Regions from separate parts of the Homo sapiens genome. Here region 1 is linked to region 2. Evidence: read pairs that join two places in POLR2A ChIA-PET (ENCODE). Cell type or tissue: PC-3. All regions are shown on one strand.

What was found. Peaks named below come from ENCODE experiments on the same cell type or tissue, not always from the same donor. Only the 100,000 strongest peaks of a DNase experiment are listed, where the experiment ranks them.
Region 1: POLR2A ChIA-PET joins it to region 2 with 7 read pairs; 1 of 35 experiments calls an interaction of 5 or more read pairs at or near these places.

What each region holds. Positions count from the first base shown.
Region 1 is chr5:86,812,698-86,816,697 of GRCh38, forward strand. No RefSeq gene overlaps it. Among named protein-coding and RNA genes, the nearest start is that of LINC02059, 68 kb to the left of the region's middle. In PC-3, no CTCF peak of the experiment used is centred here; no DNase peak of the experiment used is centred here; H3K27ac peaks cover 829 bases.
Region 2 is chr5:86,508,934-86,512,933 of GRCh38, forward strand. No RefSeq gene overlaps it. Among named protein-coding and RNA genes, the nearest start is that of COX7C, 110 kb to the right of the region's middle. In PC-3, no CTCF peak of the experiment used is centred here; no DNase peak of the experiment used is centred here; H3K4me3 peaks cover 461 bases.

The DNA.
Region 1 (4,000 bases), 300 kb after region 2:
AAGTATCATGAAAATAGAAACTGCAGGAAGCAGCTACCATCCTTAGGGAACAAACGAAAAATGTAGGAATTACTAAAACTTTGTTGTTTGGTGGAGAAACCTCGCAGAGCTCAGACCTCTGAGTGCTACCAGCTGGTGCTAGCATCTCTAAGGGGCACCATCAGGCTGACTCTTTGATGTGTTAGAGAACGAAAACCTGGACTTGCTGCTACCAGGGTGAAGAAGTGTGGCTGATGTGATGCTCACAGGAGCTGGAAAAAATAAAAGAGCAAGACAGCATGAAGCTGGCAGGGAAAAGTCCCTCATTTCTCCTTTAGCCTCCCAGGCTCTCTCTAGTGCCCCTTACACAGATTGTCTAGCAAATGAAAAGCAGTTTCAAAAATCCCAGCCCCACAATCCCAAAGCTAAGAGGAGTGGATTTGAGACTGAGAGACCATTATCTTCATAACTGGTATAGTGTCTTTTAACATAAAAGATCCTTCACCCCAACTTAACGGTAAATCCTTAAGTTACATTTACCTTAAGGGTAAATTTAAATCCATGTGCTCTAATTCATTTCTCTGAGAAAGAACAAAGAGTCTCCTTAATATCATCACTCTAATCCTTGGAAACATTAAGGTGTTGTTGACATCTTACCTGGTGCTCTCTGTATCACTTGCACAGCATATATTATGCTCTTAACAAATATTAGTTGAATGAATGTGTAAAAGTATATTCTCAGCATAACTCTGACTTCTGAATTCTCTTTAAACAATGCATTTTTCATCCCCTTTATCACTGGACTAGGATATAAATATTTATACTGTAAAAACTATAGCACCACAGAAATATGACTTCACAATTTCAGAAGCTCTGATGTTTCTTAAGACAGTTAATATAGATTTTGCATGTTTCTCTCAAACTACAGAGGGAATGAGGAAATAAAATAGAATTCCTTTGATTTCCTCTAAGGTTGAATCTTCCTTCCCAAAATCCCAATGATGCATCAGGCTACTCTTCGGATTCTCCGTATCACATGAAAGATACAGGTGAGCCATTCAGCTTTTGTATAAAAGAAATAAGAGATGATCTTATCTTATTTTGGGCCTCAGTCACCTCAATTTACCCTCAATCTCTCTTGGGTGCTGTAGTATCTTCCAGGCATAAAGTGTTCAATCGTATGCAGTAAATAAATTATTTTAGAGATAGTCCTATTAAAGTATGTTTAAAAAAATAAGATTTATGTTTACAAAATTCATTCACTTTACATAGTTACATGTTTAGTTTTGTTTATGGCAATTCAATATGTTGTCACTAAATATTTTTTTTCAAAATCAGATAACATAAACTTAAATATGATAGAAGAGGAGAGAATTGATTCATTGAAACAGTGGCCTTCAAAACTCCTTTTTCTCAAAAAAAAAATATTTGAAGGGGTGATGTAAAACCTTTTGTTTTTCTTATGACAGCATTCCAAGTCTTTCTCAAATATATTCGAGGACTTTATTTTGTAGACACTTTAGAAGTTGGATTTTTTTCAAGAAACATCTGTAAATATTAGAAAAACAGTTCAAATCTTAAGAACAAGATGTATAAACAAGTTGTATAAACACATTTTAGTGCATTATGTGGTCAACCCAATATTTAATCATGGTTATCCATTATGTTTTATAAAACATGTTACACTGTTTTTCCTGACATTAATTGCATTATTAAGATATTATGGAAGGATGTATTTGTTATTTGTTTATGACTTTCTTTGTCATTCATCAAAAGTATGCTATTGTACCATGAAGAGCAATCTCTGCTGACCAGGCTGTTTACAAGTATCAGAAGAAATGCAATGTCAGGCTTTTGGTACTATAATTCCATGGGCAGTCTCTTGATTTTCCACATAAAATAGATCTACTTTATACAAGGCACTTTTCTCTTAGAATTTTTTTTAAGTTTAGTTTTAAAATCTAAAGCTAATTCTAAATAAATGCTGTCCTGTGCACTGTAAGATTTAGTAATATCTGTGGCCTTTTCGTACTAGATGACAGTTGCACCCCACCAAACTTGGACACTAAAATTATCTCCCAAGGAGCAAAACTGCCCCCAGTTGAGAACCACTGCTTTGGAACTTGACTGTTTCCCTTCCATTCTTTCTGTTTTTCTTGTCTCCTCTTTTGGGGCCCATTATAAAATATAGGGTTGAAATGTTCCTCTTTCTAAATTACTTATTGGGCTGCTTATTCTGGAAGATTGACCTAGGGTTAATCACAAGGCAAGACCTGGTTTAGAATCAGTGAGATGACCCTTACTGGAAATGATGATTGCATGGTAATTTTAAGTATGCTAGCTTTTTATGTGAGGGTGATACTAAGGATGTACTGTACTACAAACATATGATACTGAAAGGTGTTTATGTGAAAGTAGTCATAGGGTGAACTAAATTTTACAGGAAGATTTAATGTAATTTGAGCTAAAGCTTTAGGAGAGAATGTTAGAAGGATCACTGGACACAGGAACTGAGTCATTTAATAAGAAACATTTCCAATATTCTAGATCATCCAAATTATATAACTAAGAAAAAAATATATATATTTCTCATCATATAAAAATAAACTGTTATGACTAGCAAAATAAAATTTATTGCTATAATTATAATTACTACAATTATACTAAAAAGATACACAATCTTTAATAACCATAAGCTCATTAATCCTCATATTAATATGTAATAGTTGCTCATCACAACTGTTACCCAACCTTGAAAATGGAACTTATAGATCTTTTATTTTGTCCACGTATAAGACAAATTTAAACTCTAAAAGCAATTTATTTGTTGCAGTTAACAAAGACTTGTGATTTCTACTGGAAAAGAAAGGAAAACAAATTTTTGGAAGTGCTAACTTAAATTAGTGTGTTTTTATTATTTTTCTTGTTTTTATGTCTGTCTTCATAACCAAACATTTCTAATGAAAGGGCTACAACTTTCAATCAATTAATAATCTGAATTATAAATCAGGAAAAAGTCGCAGACAACATGTAACTGAAATTCATCAAAGCATAAGATAAGATAGCACATAATATATTGTCAGAATATTTTTTAAAATATTAGTCATTTACACATGTATATATATCATTATTTATCCAAACCTATAAAATGTGCAACATCAAAAGTGAATCCTAATGTTAAACTATGAACTTTTCGTGATAATAATGTGTCAGTACAGGTTTATCAGTTGTACTATTCTAGTGGGGGATGGTGATATTGGAAATAGCTACGCATGAGTAGGGGCAGGGGATAGATGAGAAATCTCTGTACCTCCCTGTCAATCTTGTTGTCAATCTAAAACTGCTCAAAAATTTAAAAACATTCTTTAAAAATCTGTAATTTATATTATTAACTGTTGAAACTATTATGACTAAAGATTCTGGTTATTTAAAATTGATAATAATTGTGAAACAATGATCAGATATTATATGACAAGACACCATATCTACACTTGTCCTATTTAACATTTATATCAATAACTTAGATGAAGCAAATGCTTGGGGCATGCTTTGCAAATGTGACGACAACAGTAAAAAGCCAGAAAGGACAGCAAATACAGTGATGTTAAAATCTGAATCCAAAAGGATAGTAGAAGACATGAAACAAGGAAAGCTCACAATGAAATTTGACAGATTATTACAGGTCTTGCACTACAATCCGAAGGCACAACTTTGGATCAAAGACAAATGGAGAAAATTGGTTTAGAGGCAGCCTGTATGAGAAAGAATTACAGGATTAGTTGAATTCAAATTCAGTGTGACTCAACAATGAGATTTGTTTGCCAAGGAACTAATGTGATCTAAAGGTATATTAACTTCTATTGTTCCTGATATTTTATGTCTAGATATTCTGATAGCTAGAATGGCATTAGGGATAGTATTTCTTTACTTTGAATTGGTTAGATCTTACCAGGATGATTTTTGAAAGATAGGAGAATGGTAAAGTGAACTTCACTTCATGTCATTTGAGCAGTGGTTGAGG
Region 2 (4,000 bases):
AATATTCTTAATATATTTATTTTCATTACTATTAACCATTAAAATATTAAATATTAACTCTCACAAATCCTTTGCATTTATGAAACATATTATTTTGAAGCCTGAGTGTAAATATATTTCTTAATTCTCTTAATAACTTATGAGGTATTTATTGTTTCCACTTTACAGATAAAAAAACACACACTGAAAAGATAAGCTGTTTACACAAACTCATACAAGAAAATAATCCTAGACCCTTTGATAGTAGTTTTATTATTTTTTTTCCATTGGAAAAAAATCATAGACCCAAACAGAGACACAAAAGGTAGCGTCCTTTGAGATACTAACAAGATAGCTAAAGAAATAAAATATATACTTCACACTAATTGAACTGAATAATAACATAAATGGGAGAGAAGCAGTAGCTATCATTTGTGCAGGCTACCTCTGGCACATTTTGTGGTAGATCCTTGATGCTAACCTCACTTAATATTGAACGCAAAGACATAAGGTAAGTGCTGTCATCATCAATTGAAAAATAAGGAGACTTTGCTTCGGAGTCCAAGTTTACGTGGATGATAAGCATTGAAGGCAAGACCTGAGTCCACATCTATGTGATTCTAAAGCCCACGCTCTAACACTGTGCTTTACTCTTATAAAAAGAAACATACACATTTTCCTAGATTTCAGAGAATGAGTAGTTTTATCCTTCGATGGAGGTTCCATGGAATTTTAAACAGTGATATGAACAAAGAATTGAATTGGAGGAACCTAGAAAAACTGCCAAAGTAGAGTAGACAGTATGAACTTAAAAATGAGCATAGCAACTTCTGGAAAGAGTGAGGAGATGAGCATAAAGTAGGAAATACTAAATTAAGAAGTAAAGAGAGAAAAGAATAAAGTCAGATGATGGAGGCCTAGAAAACCTAAGTAGAGAAAAATTGACCTTTTTCTATTAAGAACAGGAGATGATTTCAATGAAATTTGTGTTTAAAATCAGTCTAATTAAGGTTTATGAGTGAAAAGAAAAAGACAAGACCAGGTGCAGACACTAATCAGGAGACATACCACAATGCAAAGGAGAATGTATAGAAACCTGGAAAACTGAGGAACCAATAAAATATGATTTTAAAATACTGAAGACAGCAGGCTCAAGAAAAAGATTGGATTTGAGTTAATATGGTTTGGATGACAAAAAAGTAAATTTAGAAAGTAAGATTTTACTGAATTGTTGAAAGAGAATGGAATTTCAGGTCTAGATAATGAATAGGCCTTTGTAAAGGGAACAACGACCTCTTCTTCTCCAAATAAGCCCTGTGAGTAGATGGGTTAATGAATCAAATGATGATTTTGGCGGGGCAAAACTCTAAGCAAAATCCAGGGCATTTTAATTCCTCAAGCCAAAAGACTTGTATTCTATCTCCATCTCTGCCAGTTAACAGCAATGTCAGGGAGCAAACTGGTACCATTTTGTAAACTGAGTTGTTCAAGGTAAATTATCTCAAGGATTGTTTCATCTATTTAAAAAATGAAGTCAGTGTGTCTTGCCATCCTATGTAACACAGGACAGCATGATTTATGCAGGTGTATTCAGCACCGTCGATCTTCTTATGAAATACGTTTAACATTTCAGCTCATATCACAACATCTGGGAAAAGCGCACAGTTAAGAATTAGCCAGAAAAATGCTGAATAAAGATGAAATGATGGAGGTCGGGAATTCGAGACCAGCCTGACCAACATGGAGAAACTCCGTTTCTACTTAAGATACAAAATTAGGGAGGAGGAGCCAAGATGGCCGAATAGGAACAGCTCCAGTCTACAGCTCCTAGCGTGAGCGACGCAGAAGACGGGTGATTTCTGCATTTCCATCTGAGGTACCGGGTTCATCTCACTAGGGAGTGCCAGACAGTGGGCGCAGGCCAGTGTGTGTGCGCACCGTGCGCGAGCCGAAGCAGGGCGAGGCATTGCCTCACCTGGGAAGCGCAAGGGGTCAGGGAGTTCCCTTTCCGAGTCAAAGAAAGGGGTGACGGACGCACCTGGAAAATCGGGTCACTCCCACCCGAATATTGCGCTTTTCAGACCGGCTTAAGAAACGGCGCACCACGAGACTATATCCCACACCTGGCTCAGAGGGTCCTACGCCCACGGAATCTCGCTGATTGCTAGCACAGCAGTCTGAAATCAAACTGCAAGGCGGCAACGAGGCTGGGGGAGGGGCGCCCGCCATTGCCCAGGCTTGCTTAGGTAAACAAAGCAGCCGGGAAGCTCGAACTGGGTGGAGCCCACCACAGCTCAAGGAGGCCTGCCTGCCTCTGTAGGCTCCACCTCTGGGGGCAGGGCACAGACAAACAAAAAGACAGCAGTAACCTCTGCAGACTTAAGTGTCCCTGTCTGACAGCTTTGAAGAGAGCAGTGGTTCTCCCAGCACGCAGCTGGAGATCTGAGAACGGGCAGACTGCCTCCTCAAGTGGGTCCCTGACCCCTGACCCCGAGCAGCCTAACTGGGAGGCACCCCCCAGCAGGGGCACACTGACACCTCACACGGCAGGGTATTCCAACAGACCTGCAGCTGAGGGTCCTGTCTGTTAGAAGGAAAACTAACAACCAGAAAGGACATCTACACCGAAAACCCATCTGTACATCACCATCATCAAAGACCAAAAGTAGATAAAACCACAAAGATGGGGAAAAAACAGAACAGAAAAACTGGAAACTCTAAAACGCAGAGCGCCTCTCCTCCTCCAAAGGAACGCAGTTCCTCACCAGCAACAGAACAAAGCTGGATGGAGAATGATTTTGACGAGCTGAGAGAAGAAGGCTTCAGACGATCAAATTACTCTGAGCTACGGGAGGACATTCAAACCAAAGGCAAAGAAGTTGAAAACTTTGAAAAAAATTTAGAAGAATGTATAACTAGAATAACAATACAGAGAAGTGCTTAAAGGAGCTGATGGAGCTGAAAACCAAGGCTCGAGAACTACGTGAAGAATGCAGAAGCCTCAGGAGCCGATGCGATCAACTGGAAGAAAGGGTATCAGCAATGGAAGATGAAATGAATGAAATGAAGCGAGAAGGGAAGTTTAGAGAAAAAAGAATAAAAAGAAATGAGCAAAGCCTCCAAGAAATATGGGACTATGTGAAAAGACCAAATCTACGTCTGATTGGTGTACCTGAAAGTGATGTGGAGAATGGAACCAAGTTGGAAAACACTCTGCAGGATATTATCCAGGAGAACTTCCCCAATCTAGCAAGGCAGGCCAACATTCAGATTCAGGAAATACAGAGAACACCACAAAGATACTCCTCGAGAAGAGCAACTCCAAGACACATAATTGTCAGATTCACCAAAGTTGAAATGAAGGAAAAAATGTTAAGGGCAGCCAGAGAGAAGGGTCGGGTTACCCTCAAAGGAAAGCCCATCAGACTAACAGCGGATCTCTCGGCAGAAACCCTACAAGCCAGAAGAGAGTGGGGGCCAATATTCAACATTCTTAAAGAAAAGAATTTTCAACCCAGAATTTCATATCCAGCCAAACTAAGCTTCATAAGTGAAGGAGAAATAAAATACTTTACAGACAAGCAAATGCTGAGAGATTTTGTCACCACCAGGCCTGCCCTAAAAGAGCTCCTGAAGGAAGCACTAAACATGGAAAGGAACAACCGGTACCAGCCGCTGCAAAATCATGCCAAAATGTAAAGACCATCGAGACTAGGAAGAAACTGCATCAACTAATGAGCAAAATCACCAGCTAACATCATAATGACAGGATCAAATTCACACATAACAATATTAACTTTAAATATAAATGGACTAAATTCTGCAATTAAAAGACACAGACTGGCAAGTTGGATAAAGAGTCAAGACCCATCAGTGTGCTGTATTCAGGAAACCCATCTCACGTGCAGAGACACACATAGGCTCAAAATAAAAGGATGGAGGAAGATCTACCAAGCCAATGGAAAACAAAAAAAGGCAGGGGTTGCAATCCTAGTCTCTGATAAAACAGACTTTAAACCAA